Regions from separate parts of the Homo sapiens genome. Here regions 1 and 3 are each linked to region 2. A link is a contact called in ENCODE Hi-C or POLR2A ChIA-PET data. All regions are on one chromosome and are shown on one strand. Each heading gives the region's core, a stretch centred on a gene start or an enhancer-like site at or near the end of the contact. The rest is flanking DNA. Distances are from core to core; before and after follow the strand shown. Region 1 overlaps KLHDC4 (kelch domain containing 4). Region 2 has its middle 24 kb from the start of MIR6775. Region 3 has its middle 64 kb from the start of KLHDC4.

What was found. Hi-C counts contacts between places; a loop is a spot of excess contacts on that map. ChIA-PET counts read pairs that join two places held with the same protein, here RNA polymerase II (POLR2A). Pooled maps may share reads with other maps.
Region 1: a map with no recorded cell type shows a loop between it and region 2 (11-fold over the local background). The contact joins two enhancer-like sites. A Hi-C loop is called at or near these places in 5 of 37 single-sample maps with no recorded cell type and 4 of 50 pooled maps. POLR2A ChIA-PET finds 5 or more read pairs at or near these places in 2 of 52 experiments (A549 and WTC11).
Region 3: a map of OCI-LY7 shows a loop between it and region 2 (13-fold over the local background). The contact joins two enhancer-like sites. A Hi-C loop is called at or near these places in 1 of 168 maps with a recorded cell type or tissue (OCI-LY7), 4 of 37 single-sample maps with no recorded cell type and 5 of 50 pooled maps. POLR2A ChIA-PET finds 5 or more read pairs at or near these places in 2 of 52 experiments (AG04450 and naive thymus-derived CD4-positive, alpha-beta T cell).

The regions. Positions count from the first base shown.
Region 1 is chr16:87,722,078-87,726,184 of GRCh38, reverse strand. All of the region lies in intron 7 of KLHDC4 (kelch domain containing 4), which reads left to right. Among named protein-coding and RNA genes, the nearest start is that of KLHDC4, 42 kb to the left of the region's middle. RefSeq lists enhancers at 769-858, 491-1,690. Within about 2 kb of position 2,729, at least 6 of the 41 ENCODE cell types and tissues checked have a DNase peak (open chromatin) inside an H3K27ac peak, as active enhancers do.
Region 2 is chr16:87,808,186-87,812,297 of GRCh38, reverse strand. No RefSeq gene overlaps it. Among named protein-coding and RNA genes, the nearest start is that of MIR6775, 24 kb to the left of the region's middle. RefSeq lists enhancers at 1,923-2,102, 2,773-2,832. Within about 2 kb of position 2,662, at least 5 of the 41 ENCODE cell types and tissues checked have a DNase peak (open chromatin) inside an H3K27ac peak, as active enhancers do; they include OCI-LY7, where a contact is called at or near this core.
Region 3 is chr16:87,699,977-87,704,100 of GRCh38, reverse strand. It overlaps a transcript of KLHDC4 not described here. Among named protein-coding and RNA genes, the nearest start is that of KLHDC4, 64 kb to the left of the region's middle. RefSeq lists enhancers at 126-1,325, 1,361-1,610, 2,341-2,390 and a silencer at 1,731-1,790. Within about 2 kb of position 1,605, at least 6 of the 41 ENCODE cell types and tissues checked have a DNase peak (open chromatin) inside an H3K27ac peak, as active enhancers do; they include OCI-LY7, where a contact is called at or near this core.

The DNA of each region.
Region 1 (4,107 bases), core at 1,480-3,979, 86 kb after region 2:
AGTTGCGGCGTGGGAAAATAGGCGCTGCTGTCTGTGGTCTCTTCAGTTTCATGAACATTGAAGCTTTCACATGGGATTACTCATTGGTTGAATATAAACAGTTCTTTGTATAGAATTAGAAATAGAGATAGTGTTAATCGGCTCCTCTGTGAACTTGGTGCCGTGTTAGGGCCCTGTTCTGTTCTCCACACCCCTGTCAGCAGTGCAGTGTGAGCGATTCTGTGTTCTGAGGGTCTCCTTCCTGCACCATGGACGCTCACTACTGTGTAGTAGTCTCTGTGGAATGAAATTCTCCTCGCTCCTGTTAACGGGCTTGTTTCTTTGGTAACCTGAGAACAGTGCTGACAGGAATGTTCTCGCGCCCACCCCGGAGCCTCCTGCTCTTGGGGCGTGTGCTCTGCACGTGTACTGGCATCTGCTCGTGGAGTGTGTGCTCCTCACATGTGCCTGCTGCTCGTGGGGCGTGTGCTTCACAGAGGCGGCTGGCACAGGCTCTGTCCTCGGAACTCAAGTGTTCCTGTTGCTTCACTCCCATTTCACACTCTGCCAACCTTTACATTTCTGTGAATCTGAGAGGTATGAAGTAGTATCTCACTGTAGGGGTTTAAAAAATCCTTTGTATTTTGAAAATTTTCAACCACAGCTAACTTTTGAAAGAATTTTACGGGGAACACCTGTATACTCCTCCTAGATCCTGCTATTAAGATTTTGCTATGCTTAGGCTGGGCGCGGTGGCTCACGCCTGTAATCCCAGCACTTTGGGAGGCCGAGGCGGGCGGCTCACGAGGTCAAGAGATCGAGACCATCCTGGCTAACACTGTGAAACCCCGTCTCTACTAAAAATACAAAAAATTAGCCGGGCGTGGTGGCGGGCGCCTGTAGTCGGTGGTAATTTCCTATGCGTCATTGACCCACAGTGAGGGGACACATTTTTACAAGTGCGGGCACCGTGTGACTCACACCCTGATCCTGCCGTGCCCTTCCCACTCGGCCCCGCTGCCCACCCTCCCCTCCGCCCAGAGGTGACGCTGCTCTGATTTTCCCACCGTAATAGATCTGCCTGTCCTGGAGCTTCTGCTAAACAAGTCACCCAGATGTGTGGGGCCAGTCTTCTTTCCCTCAGCTTTTCAGACCCACGTGTTGCATGTTTCTGTTCATTGCTGCTTCGTGCTGAAGTGTTCCATTATATGACTGTCCCACAGTTTGTGGTTCTGTTTTTCGTTGGACACCTGGGCTGTTTCCGTTCTTCAGAAGACACAGCCTTTGGAAGCAGCTGTGACTGAAGCTGCTATGAGCACGTCCATAATAATCTTTTGAGTGGCTGCGTGTGTTGGTTTCTCTTGGGTAAATAGATATCTGGAGTGGAGCTGCTGGGCCCTGGGGTGGGTGTGGGTGTGGGTGTTATTTAATAAGGAATGGTCAGCTCTCTTCCCGAAGCAGTGGCCGGTTCCACTTGTGCTGGAAATGTTGGGGAGTTCCAGTTGCCCCCTGTTCATACCAGCCCCAATGGCGTCAGTCTTTCTGTTTTTAGCTGCTCTGGTGGATGTGTGGTACCTCGTGGTTTTAATTCTCATTTCTCTCATGACTGCTGGTGTTGAGTGCTTTTCATGAGCTTGTCTTTCCTGAAGTGTGTGTTCATGTCTTCTGCTATTTTTAATGGGCTGTAGTTTTTGTTAGTGAGTTGCAGAAGGTGACATTCTGGACACCAGTTCTTTTCAGGTGTGTGGATTACAAATACCCTCCCAGTAGTGGCTTGGCTGGTCACCTTCCGAAGTGTTTGTTGATGAGAAGCTTTGAGTTTTTGATAAAATCTAATTTATTACGTTTTTCTTTTGTGATTATTGCGGTCTGTGATACAGGAAGACCTTGTTTAGCTTCAGTAACAAAGATTTTCTTTTATTTTTCTCTAAAAATGATATGGTTTCACAGTTAGCCCTGTGATCTGCCCGGGACTAATTCTCAAGAGCAGCATTAGGTGAGTGTTGAGGCTGTTTCCCCCATGTAGATACTCACTTGTCTCAGCAGCATCTGTTGGAAAGGCTTTTTAGGCCGAGCACAGTGGCTCACGCCTGTAATCCCAGCACTTTGGGAGGCTGAGTCGGGCGGATCACTCGAGGTCAGGAGTTCGAGATCAGCCTGGCCAACATGGTGAAACCCCATGTCTACTGAAAAATACAAAAATTAGCCAGGCGTGGTGGGGCGTGCCTGTAATCCCAGCTACTCGGGAGGCTGAGATAGGAGAATCACTTGAACCCGGGAGGCGGAGGTTGCAGTGAGCCAAGATTGTGCTGCTACATTCCAGCCTGGGCAATAGAGCAAGACTCATCTCAAAAAAAAGAAAAAAGAAAAGGCTTTTTATTCTCCATTGAATACCTTAGGAACCTTTGTTGAAAATCACATGCCTGCAGGAACATAGGTCTGTTTCTCCATTCTGATCCACGTTCATTCTGCTGCCTTGGCAATAAAGGATTTCAGCCTTTTAATGGCAGTTGGTCAGAGATTGTACCGAGTTGATCGGAATGACCCGATTTTTTTCTTGGTCATCTTTTGTTCTGCACAGAGAAAATCACCCTATTTTCTGGAGTAGTGGCTGGCATCGGTCAGGCTTGTCTAGATATTCTGGCATGTGGGAGGGCACTGAGAACAGGCTGACTTGGCTGAAAGCCAGGCAGGATGCCCCGGTCTAGTGCTTTCTCCCAGCAGATGTGTCGTAGAGTGCAGCAGGACGGTGAACAGCCAGACCGGCTAAGCTGTATCGCTTTCATCAGAGTCGCGTGTCATTCTCAGCAGCTGCTGTCTGCAGCCACGTGCACCCGCCCTCAGTCTGACGGTGGGTGATCTCAATCCACTTAGTTCAGTAGCTCTTGGCTCTGAGCCTGTGGCATTTGGAATTGCAGTGAAAAGCTTGTCTGTTTGGATTCATGAGAGATTTATCAGAATTAGCGAGAGATTTGAGTTGTGAATGGTTTGGAGTGTAAAAAAAAGTCAGTAGCCTAAGCAGGTGGTCAGCTGCGCCATGGCTGAAGCGGCAGTGTGCACGAACTGATAGAAACTTTGGTACATGGCCCGTACCTGAGCTTGGGGCTGGGGGAAGCTCGTCCTTGCTCTGGCGCCATTACACCCTCACCCGCCATGCTCTGTCCTCTTGGCATGACCCAGCTGTGCTGTGCTGCTGCGCGGCCCAGGCCAGAGAAGACCCCACACACTGTGGGCACACGCCTCTCTCCCACGCAGGCCCCGTCCATGCTCCCAGGAGGTCCTGCCACCCGCCACCCACCCTCACCTCACATTTCACTGAGCAAGTAGAGGTGGCTTGGAGAGTGCCTGACCCCTGCCCACTGCCATGCACTGCACTCTCCTGCCAGACCTGGCGCCTCCCCGGGGCCCTCAGGATCACACCACAGTGCAGCAGCTGGAGTGACCTGCAGAGATGCAAGCCAGGCCAGGTCTCCTCTATGCAGAACCCCCATGGTCCTCGTCTCAGCAGGGCGGCCCCAGTTTCCATCCCCCTGCGTGTCCTTGTCCTTCTGCTCACCATCCTCCCTGCTGGTTACAGACTTGGCCATTGTCTCTCAGCCCGGAGAAGAGAGTCTCACAGGGCCAGTCTTCTGTCCACTTGCGTGCCTGGTGCCTGGACAGTGGCGTGCTTGACAGTGTTTGATCAGATGAAGGCATTCTGACCGTGGTTCTGCATGGCAAGGCTCCAGAGTTTGACATGTGAAGAGCTCGGGTTCATGAAGTGGACAGTAGTGCTCAGAGCCTTGACCTTGGGGCTGGACCTGCCTGTAGATTAAGAGGAACTCACAGACACCTGCCCTCCTTCCTCCTCCTGTAACCAGATCCCGTCCCAGGCTCCCTCAGGAGATGCATCTGAGTAGCCTTGGGAGGACTTTAAACACCCTCCAGGCTCTGCGCTGCCACGAAGAACCGGCAGCTTTGGTCAGTATCGTAACCACGTTTTATAAATTCCGAGTCAGTCTGGGTCCAGCTAGTGCTTTGACTATGATGACTTGTATCCTAACGAAAGAGATGCAGCGTGTGGGACAGCAGACCCAGCAGCATTCACGTGTCAAAGACTCAGTCCTTAGACCCAGCAACATTCACGTG
Region 2 (4,112 bases), core at 1,413-3,912:
TCTCTCGGCCCGGAGCGGAGCAGCCCAGCCGGGCCTGTGTGGAGGGTTCAGAGAATAGCTCCGTAGGAGGGTGTCTGGCATTTGCTCACTCCCCAGGTGAGGCTGGAGACATGTAGCGGTGCTGTGAGTGCGATGGTTTGAATTCAAGCTATCGCAAAATGTTTCAACGTTCCCTATGAGAAGATGTAAAGACAATGTAACGTTTGATGTGACTGAACATTCATTATCACTGTGCACTTATAAATAACTCTCTAGGGCCGGGTGCGGTGGCTCACACCTGTAATCCCAGCACTTTAGGAGGCTGAGGCGGGCAGATCATGAGGTCAGGAGATCGAGACCATCCTGGCTAACACGGTGAAACCCCGTCTCTACTAAAAACACAAAAAATTAGCCGGGTGTGGTGGCAGGTGCCTGTAGTCCCAGCTACTTGGGAGGCTGAGGCAGCAGAATCGTTTGAACCTAGGAGGCAGAGGTTGCAGTGAGCCAAGACTGCACCACTGCACTCCAGCCTGGCAACAGAGCAAGACTCAGTCTCAAAAAAAATAACAATAATAGCCATTCTGACTGGTGTGAGATGGTATCTCATTGTGGTTTTGATTTGCATTTCTCTAACAGTGATATTGAGTTTTTTTTCTTATGTTTGTTGGCTGCATGTATGTCTTCTTTGGGAAAGTGTCTGTTCATGTACTTTCCCCACTTTTAAATGGGGTTGTTTTCTTCTTCTATATTTGTTTAAGTTCCTTATAGATGCTGCATTTTAGACCTTTGTCAGATGCATAATTTGCACATATTTTCTCCTATTCTGTAGGTTGTGTGTTTACTCTGTTGATAGTTTCTTTTGCTGTGCAAAACCCTCCTACAGAGCTCTTCTCTGAGTCCTGCACACATGCCCGCCTGGGCTGCTCCGCTCCGGGCTGAGAATCCATAGGGTAAGAGTCGGATTGACAAGCTGCCGCTGTGTGATTGGAGCCTTCGAAGCAAGAGGCAGCAGAGACCAGGTGATGAGTGAGTTGGGAAAACATGGGGAAAATGAATAGATGGGCCCGGGAGGAAGTACTTGCAGCAGGATCTAAGTTTAATTAGATCCCACTTGTCAATTTTTGCTTTGTTGCAATTGCTTTTGGCGTCGTCTTCATGAAATCTCTGCCCGTTCCTGGGTCCAGGATGGTATTGCCTAGGTTGTCTTCCAGGGTTTTGATAGTTTTGGGTTTTACGTTAGGGTCTCAATCCCTCTTTTTTTTTTTTTTTTTTTTTTGAGTTGGAGTCTCACTCTGTTGCCCAGGCTGGAGTGCATGGTGTGATCTCTGCTCACTGCAACCTCCGCCTCTCGGGCTTAAGCAATTCTCCTGCCTCAGTCTTCTGAGTAGCTGAGACTACAGGCGTGTGCTACCATGCCTGGCTAATTTTTGCATTTTTAGTAGAGATGGGGGCTTCACCATGTTGGCCAGGCTGGTCTCGAACTCCTGACTTCAGGTGATCTGCCCACCTCGGCCTCCCAAAGCGTTGGGATTACAAGCGTGAGCCACTGCACCTGGCCTTCCCTGGCTTGTTTTCTAATCGGCGCCCAGCACTGGAGCCGCCCGAGCTCATGACAGGTTTTAGGTGAAAGGACCTGACTTCTTCCTGCAGCAGAAGAGGCTCTGCTGCCACCCAAGGTCCACCTGGGGCTGCAGTGGGGTGCAGGGGCCCCCCCGATCACACCCATCCCTCTATGCTGCTCCGTCCCAGCCCCAGGTGCTCATTACCTCAGCAGAATCACTTCCCCATTTGGCAGTTTTGCATCAAAGTACTCAGAGAATTGGGGAATTTGGAGCTTTACTGTGGTTGGGCAAAGCCGAGGGTGCTGGCTGAGAGGAGAAGGTGGGTCTCCAGGGCCTGGGGACAGTCCTGCAGGCAACCACGCTGCGGCCAGAGTCACCAGCACCTGTGGGCTGCTTCAAAGACCCCACGTGGGAGGAGACCATTTTCTCTCTTCTGGCTCTTCTGAGGGAGGGGTGTGTGGGGCAGAGCTGCCCCCTCCCACTCACAGCTGTTGGGCTCCCTCTGCCCATCTCTGTGCCGCGGCCTGAGCCCTACAGCCTGCTTCAGGGGCTCTCTTGTCCAGGGAATTGCAGTGGGGCCATTGGAGAAAGAACAGAGCGCTGGCCGGGCGCAGTGGCTCACGCCTGTAATCCCAGCACACTGGGAGGCCAAGGCAGGTGGATCGTGAGGTCAGGAGTTCGCGATCAGCCTGGCCAACATAGTGAAACCCCGTCTCTACTAAAAATACAAAAATTAGCTGGGTGTAGTGGTGCGTGCCTGCAGTCCCAGTTACTTGGGAAGCTGAGGCAGGAGAATCACTTGAACCCAGGAGGCGGAGGTTGTGGTGAGCTGAGATCATGCCACTGCACTCCAACCTGGGCAATAGAGCAAGACTGTCTCAAAAGAAAAAAAAAAACGAAAGAGTGCTCAGTGTGCACGCTGCTGCCCCTGCCCATGGTTTGGGAGTGGCTGTGCTTCTCTACAGCTGTGTGGGTGAGTTGCAGCCTACAATATGCTCGAGTCCTAACCCCGGTATCTGTGAATGTGACTCTGTTTGGAAACAGGGTCTTTGCGGATGTGATTATCTAAGATGAGTCATACTTACCGAGGGGCCGTCCCTGAACCCAATGCCAGGTGTCCTTATAAGAAGGGGGAAATTTGGACACAGACACAGAGGAGAGACTGTGTGAGGGGGAAGGCAGGGATTGGAGCGATGCAGCCAGGCACCAAGGGACTCTGGGGGCCACCAGGAGCCGGAAGAGGAAGGAAGGAGCCTCCTCTAGAGCCTCTGGAGGGAGCAGGCCCTGCTGACAACTTGATTTTGGACTTTAGTTCTCCAGGATTGCAGGACCCTCAGTTTCTGTTGTTAGAGCCACCTGTTTTGTGGAAGCTAATGATAGCAGTTCCAGGACACGAATGCCACAGCTGTGAACAGGTTCTAGGAGAATTGCCACCCCAGAAGCGGAAATGATGATCCAGGTGCCTATGCACCTCCCTGCTCCCAGAAGGAACTTGTGCTCAGATCTCCTGCGGGGACCCCGCTGACAACGTTGATCCAAAATCATGCCACTGCACCCCAGCCTGGGTGACAGAGCGAGATTCTGTCTCAAAAAAAAAAGAATACCAGTGGCACAGGACATGGTAAAATGGTTGAGTTATGGGATAGCGGGTGTTAGGGAAACCTCTGGAAATCATACTGGACTTGGGCTTCAACTAGTGTTCAGCATTGGTTTATGGTCCTCTCTTTCCCTTTCTCCTTTCCTTCCACCCCTTCCTTCTTTCTTCTTTGTGTACAGTCACATACACTGAAGCAAACTACCTACGAGGCACCACTTCATGAGTTTTGCCAGACACATACACTTGTTAACCCGAATCCCTATCAAGATAAAGAACATTGTTTAAAATCTTTTAAAAAACAGATTCCTGACCAGGTGTGATGGCTCATGCCTGTAATCCCAGCAGTTTTGGAGGTCAAGGTGCACCCGGCCAATTTCACATTTAAAAAAGAAAAACACATTTTTTACTTCCTTTTAAAAAAATGAAAGATTTAGTAATCTGGGGCTCACCATCCTCAGAGCCTGGAAGTGGCGGGGGCTGAAGGCTGTTGCCCCTTGGTTGTGGCACGCCTCTGCATTTAACCATCATTCCCACCTGCCCACTTCACTCATCTCTTTCCTGGGTCTGGGCCCTGTAGCTCTTTGAGATTTCAACTCCCGGCCTGTATAAAAACCATCCTCAAGACAACAACAATCCAAAGGAGGCCAACATGTTGCAGAACCTACGCAGTTGTGCAACATGGTGGCCCAGGTCCAAGCACCTCTCCTCAACCTGGAGCTCACAGAGCAAAGGAGACTATAGGTGTGAAGGTCCCAGAGAGAACAGTGGGAGGTGAGATGGGTTATACATTCAGGACAGTCTGCCGGGTGGGATTAGGATTGCAGGCATCACCACCACCCTGTCTGCACCAGTGGCAGACATAAGCAATCGATGGCAGCACTGTCTCTCCCAGCCCGGGTTTTTCAGTCTTGGTCACTGGGATTGGGGGCTGGATAATTCTTCACTGTGGGGTTAATTGGTTGTTTCCTGTGCAT
Region 3 (4,124 bases), core at 356-2,855, 110 kb after region 2:
GGAGCGGGGGATGGTGGTTCCCCAGCCCGGAAGGAAAAGGAGCCGAGCTCTAGCTGTGATCACGGCCTCAGCCTGCCTGCCTTTGTGCATGGAAGGAACTTGCTAGTGACCGCTGCTCTCCTGGGCAGTGTAAGAGTGTTGTGTGGAGGCCGGGGGCGCTGGAGGCCAGTCTCGTTTTCATAGCCCAGATGGCTCCCGGCGCAGGTTGCAGTCACCTCCATTACTCTTTCACGAGAGAGCTGCAGCAATGCCATCTGGGGCCTGGCCACACCTGGTCACTGGTGTCCCGAGGCACACAAGCAGTCCCTGCCGGAAGCTGACACACTGTCATGGCCAAGGGCCACAGTGCAGGTACCACGGTGACCCGGCTTCCCTGAGTCCAGCTCACGCCCGTTTTCCTTGTCTCAACCTTCAGAGCCCTTCCAAGCCCCCACTGGCTGCAGCCCACCCAGGGGACCCACCTTTAGAGGCTGGACTCAGGCTTCACTGAGGGGTGAGAAGCGCAGGTTTACAAAGCTCTGGCTGGGAAGAAATTGAGTAACCACTCCCTGAGAAACAAACGGAGACGTTTAATTACATGAACGCACACATTTTAAAAACCGCCTGTGCACTCCCGGAGGGCAGAGCCTGCCTCTCTGGTTATTTTTGTGTCCTCCATTCACTTACAGGCTGTGACAAACCCTGTGCCCACGCTGCCTCCACTGCCGGGAGACTCAGGGCTGGGGGAGACATGCCCTGGTCACCACTGCGGAGACTCAGGGCTGGGGGAGACATGCCCTGGCCACCAGTGGTGAGCCAGCGAGACAGGACCCCACGCGCGCTGACCCGGGGACGCCATGGAACTCACTCGCGATTCCTGCACGCGCGCTGACCCGGGGACGCCATGGAACTCACTCGCGATTCCTGCTCACAGCACGTTTCCTGCTCGAAAACCAGGAGAGCCTCCACGTGCCGACTAGCTCTGTCCACACATCCATTGCGCAGCTCTGCAGCGGAAGGACCTTCAGTAAAGACGCTGGTTTGTAACGAGAGAAGCGTTCCAAAGTGTCACACGACATTGTTTATTACTAAAAGGAGCAGAATTTCTTTTTAATCTTGACAGTGTTGTTTTCGTAACAGTATGATTTAAACTGTTACATTCATTTAGGAAAACTTTTTTTCATTTCATAAGTAATCAAGCTATCTTTCCAGCTTAAAAGCAAAGAAAAAAGGCTCAGGGTAACTTTTTAAACCACTTCATCAATAAGAAAAGTTCTCTCTGTCATTGCACGGCGTGATTGTACACAGTATTAGCAAGCAGTTCACATGCGCCAGGGCCGACTTGGAAGGAAACACAGGTTAACACTGTTTCCTGTCCGAGTTCACAGAGATGTTTGCAGCAGGCTCAGTTGCTTTGGCAGCTGGAGCGAGGGTGCCTCTTCCGCGTGGCTCCCCTGAGCAGAGAGGCCCCTGTGGTTTTTTTCTCCGCCGGGCTCTGGGGACAGGGTTTCTGTGGAAATGGCAAATGGTGCAGATGAGCAGAGTCCTGCTAGAGAGGTCAGCTCAGCGTCCAGGAGGGGGCGCCTGCCCCCGAGGAGGCCACGGACATGCCTGGGAAGTTGCTGCCGGAGAAGTGTGCTCTGATGTGGCTACATTTGGGGACGCGGGCTCCCCAGAGGCCCAAGCGAGAAAGCCGGGGGTTCCCAGGCTGGGGGTGCAGGACGGGCCAGGCACTGCCCTGCAGGGCCCGCCCCCCTGCCCCTGCACCCTCACACCCATCTTCCTCTCTCAGCCTGACCCCAGGGCCTGGGAGCCCCCGGCAGACCGGCCCTCCTTGCCAAACAGTGGCTGCCCTTTATGGACTCGGCGCCTGGCAGAGCCACTGTGGAGGAGGAGTTGGCTGTCATGGTCAGGGGAGGCAGCCCTTGGGTTGTCAAGGTTGGTGGTCAACGTTGAACCCATATCTGCTGGAATCTCCCGGTCTGTTCCACACACGATCATGCGGGAAGCTCTGGGACCCGAAGGCTGTTCTGATCTCGGGGGTCACAAGTTCTCACAGCAGCCTGGGGTCACCAGGGACCAGACCCGGCGTTAGCCTCTGTAAGGAGCTGCCTGGCTGCTGGGCTGAGCTTTGTTGCAGGCCCAGGAAGATGACCAAGAAGGACAGAGCAGAGCCCCATCTACCACTGCTGGGAGGGCCCGAGGGAGCACGTGCACAGCAGAGCCCCATCCTCCACTCCCTGGGCTCGAAGAGGCTTCCTCGGTGTGGATGGCAGCTGTTAACGAGCAGTGGTGGTGCAGCTGGAGGCCTCTGTCCCATGGGGCACAGACGGGAGAAGGATGGCGGACGGGTGTGCACGCTTGGGAGGACGGGCGGGCGGCATAGGCCTGAGCAGGTGGCATGGGCGCACGAGAAGGGTGTGTCTGAGACAGGATGTTTATCCCAAATGCCAGGAGTGGACGAGGCGGACGAGTGGCAGTGAGGTAGGCATGTGAGGTTGTTGCCTGGCCCACTCTGCCGACCCCAGAAACCCAGCGGCCTGGGCCCAGCACCCGGCTACACATGGGGTGAGCTCACGCCCACACTGTGGCCTGTGCCCGTCACGGGGCTGCTTGCTTCTCCTAGGCTTGGGAACAAGCTGGCATGAACGCTGTGGCCGCATTCACAGCTCAGGCACTTCCACTTTGGGTTTCATGAAGAAACAGACTTAAAGAGCATTTGTTCCTAATGGGTGGGCTGAAGCTTGGGAGGAGCATTCAGCTTCTCTCCACAGTATGGCTTCACCTGTTCCTGAGCGCCCTGCTACCCTCTTGCTAACCTGGGTGGCTGAGGTCCTCTGCTTTGGTGGCGTTGACTTCCCGTCTGCAGCCAGCGCCAGGTGCCAGCCCCCGCCTCTGCTCATCGGGAAGCGCTGGCCTGCAGGTGCTTTGTGGTTGCCACGGACCCTTGTTCTGTCCCTTTCCAGCACCCACCCCCCACGCGCTGTGCATTCCGTAGTTCATTTTCAAGGCAGGGGGCACATGGTGAAAATACAGCCTGGCTTTTTTTCAACAAATGCAGCTGCACTCTTCCTTGCTTGTTTTGAAGGCTGAGCCAGCAACCTCCTTGGCACCTGGGGACAGTCGCTTCCTCAGTTTCTGCGTACCGACTGCCTCACCTGACACGCGGCCTGGGCGCGAGAGAAGCCAACCAGGTGCCTGAGTTGACTGACTCCTTCCGCCCTCCAGCTTCCTCCCTCCGCCCTCCAACCTCCTCCCTCCACCCTCCAACCTCCTCCCTCCGCCCTCCAACCTCCTCCCTCTGCCCTGCAACCTCCTCCCCTCTGCCCTCCAACCTCCTCCCTCCGCCCTCCAATCTCCTCCCTCTGCCCTGCATCCTCCTCCCCTCCGCCCTCCAACCTCCTCCCTCCGCCCTCCAACCTCCTCCCTCCGCCCTCCAACCTCCTCCCTCCGCCCTCTGCCCTCCTCCCTCTGCCCTCCAGCGTTCTCCCTCCTCCCTCCACCCTGTTTCCTCCCTCCACCTCTTCTCTCCTCCCTCCACCCTCTTCCTTCTACCCTCTTCCCTCTGCCCTCTTCTTCTGCCCTCCTCCCTCCACCCTCTTTCCTCCCTCCTCCCTCCACCCTCTGCCCTCCTCCCTCTACCCCCTGCCCTCCTCCCTCCGCCTTATCTGGAATCGGGGTCTTGGTCCTGGGCTGGAGGCAGACCCTGGCCCGGGCGAGGTTAAAGGTACTGCAGGAGGGCGGCATCATGATGTCCTGAAGCTTGTTGCGCCCGGTGCTGTCGGCCGGCTGAAGGCAGAAACAGTCACAGCACCTGCAGCTATGGAAGGCGACGACTGAAAATCTAATAGGCACCTTGATGTCAAGTTTCCAAGACCAAAGGCAAGAACAGTCAGATCAAACTTCGGAAGAGTCAGAGAAAGTGAGCATGACCTAGAGGAGGGAGACGGTCCTTCCGCTGTCTCCTGCAGAGCGTCTGTCGCACGTATGAGGTGAAATCCGCACTGTCCCATGAAGACTGTGAGGGGAGTTGCCACCCGCACACGGCCCAGGAGCGCCAGCAGCTTGGGGACCACCACAGGCCTCAGGGTCTCTTCAGTCCGACGGGTCCAGCTGTCGATAAAACCTCCCGGGGAAGGAGTAAA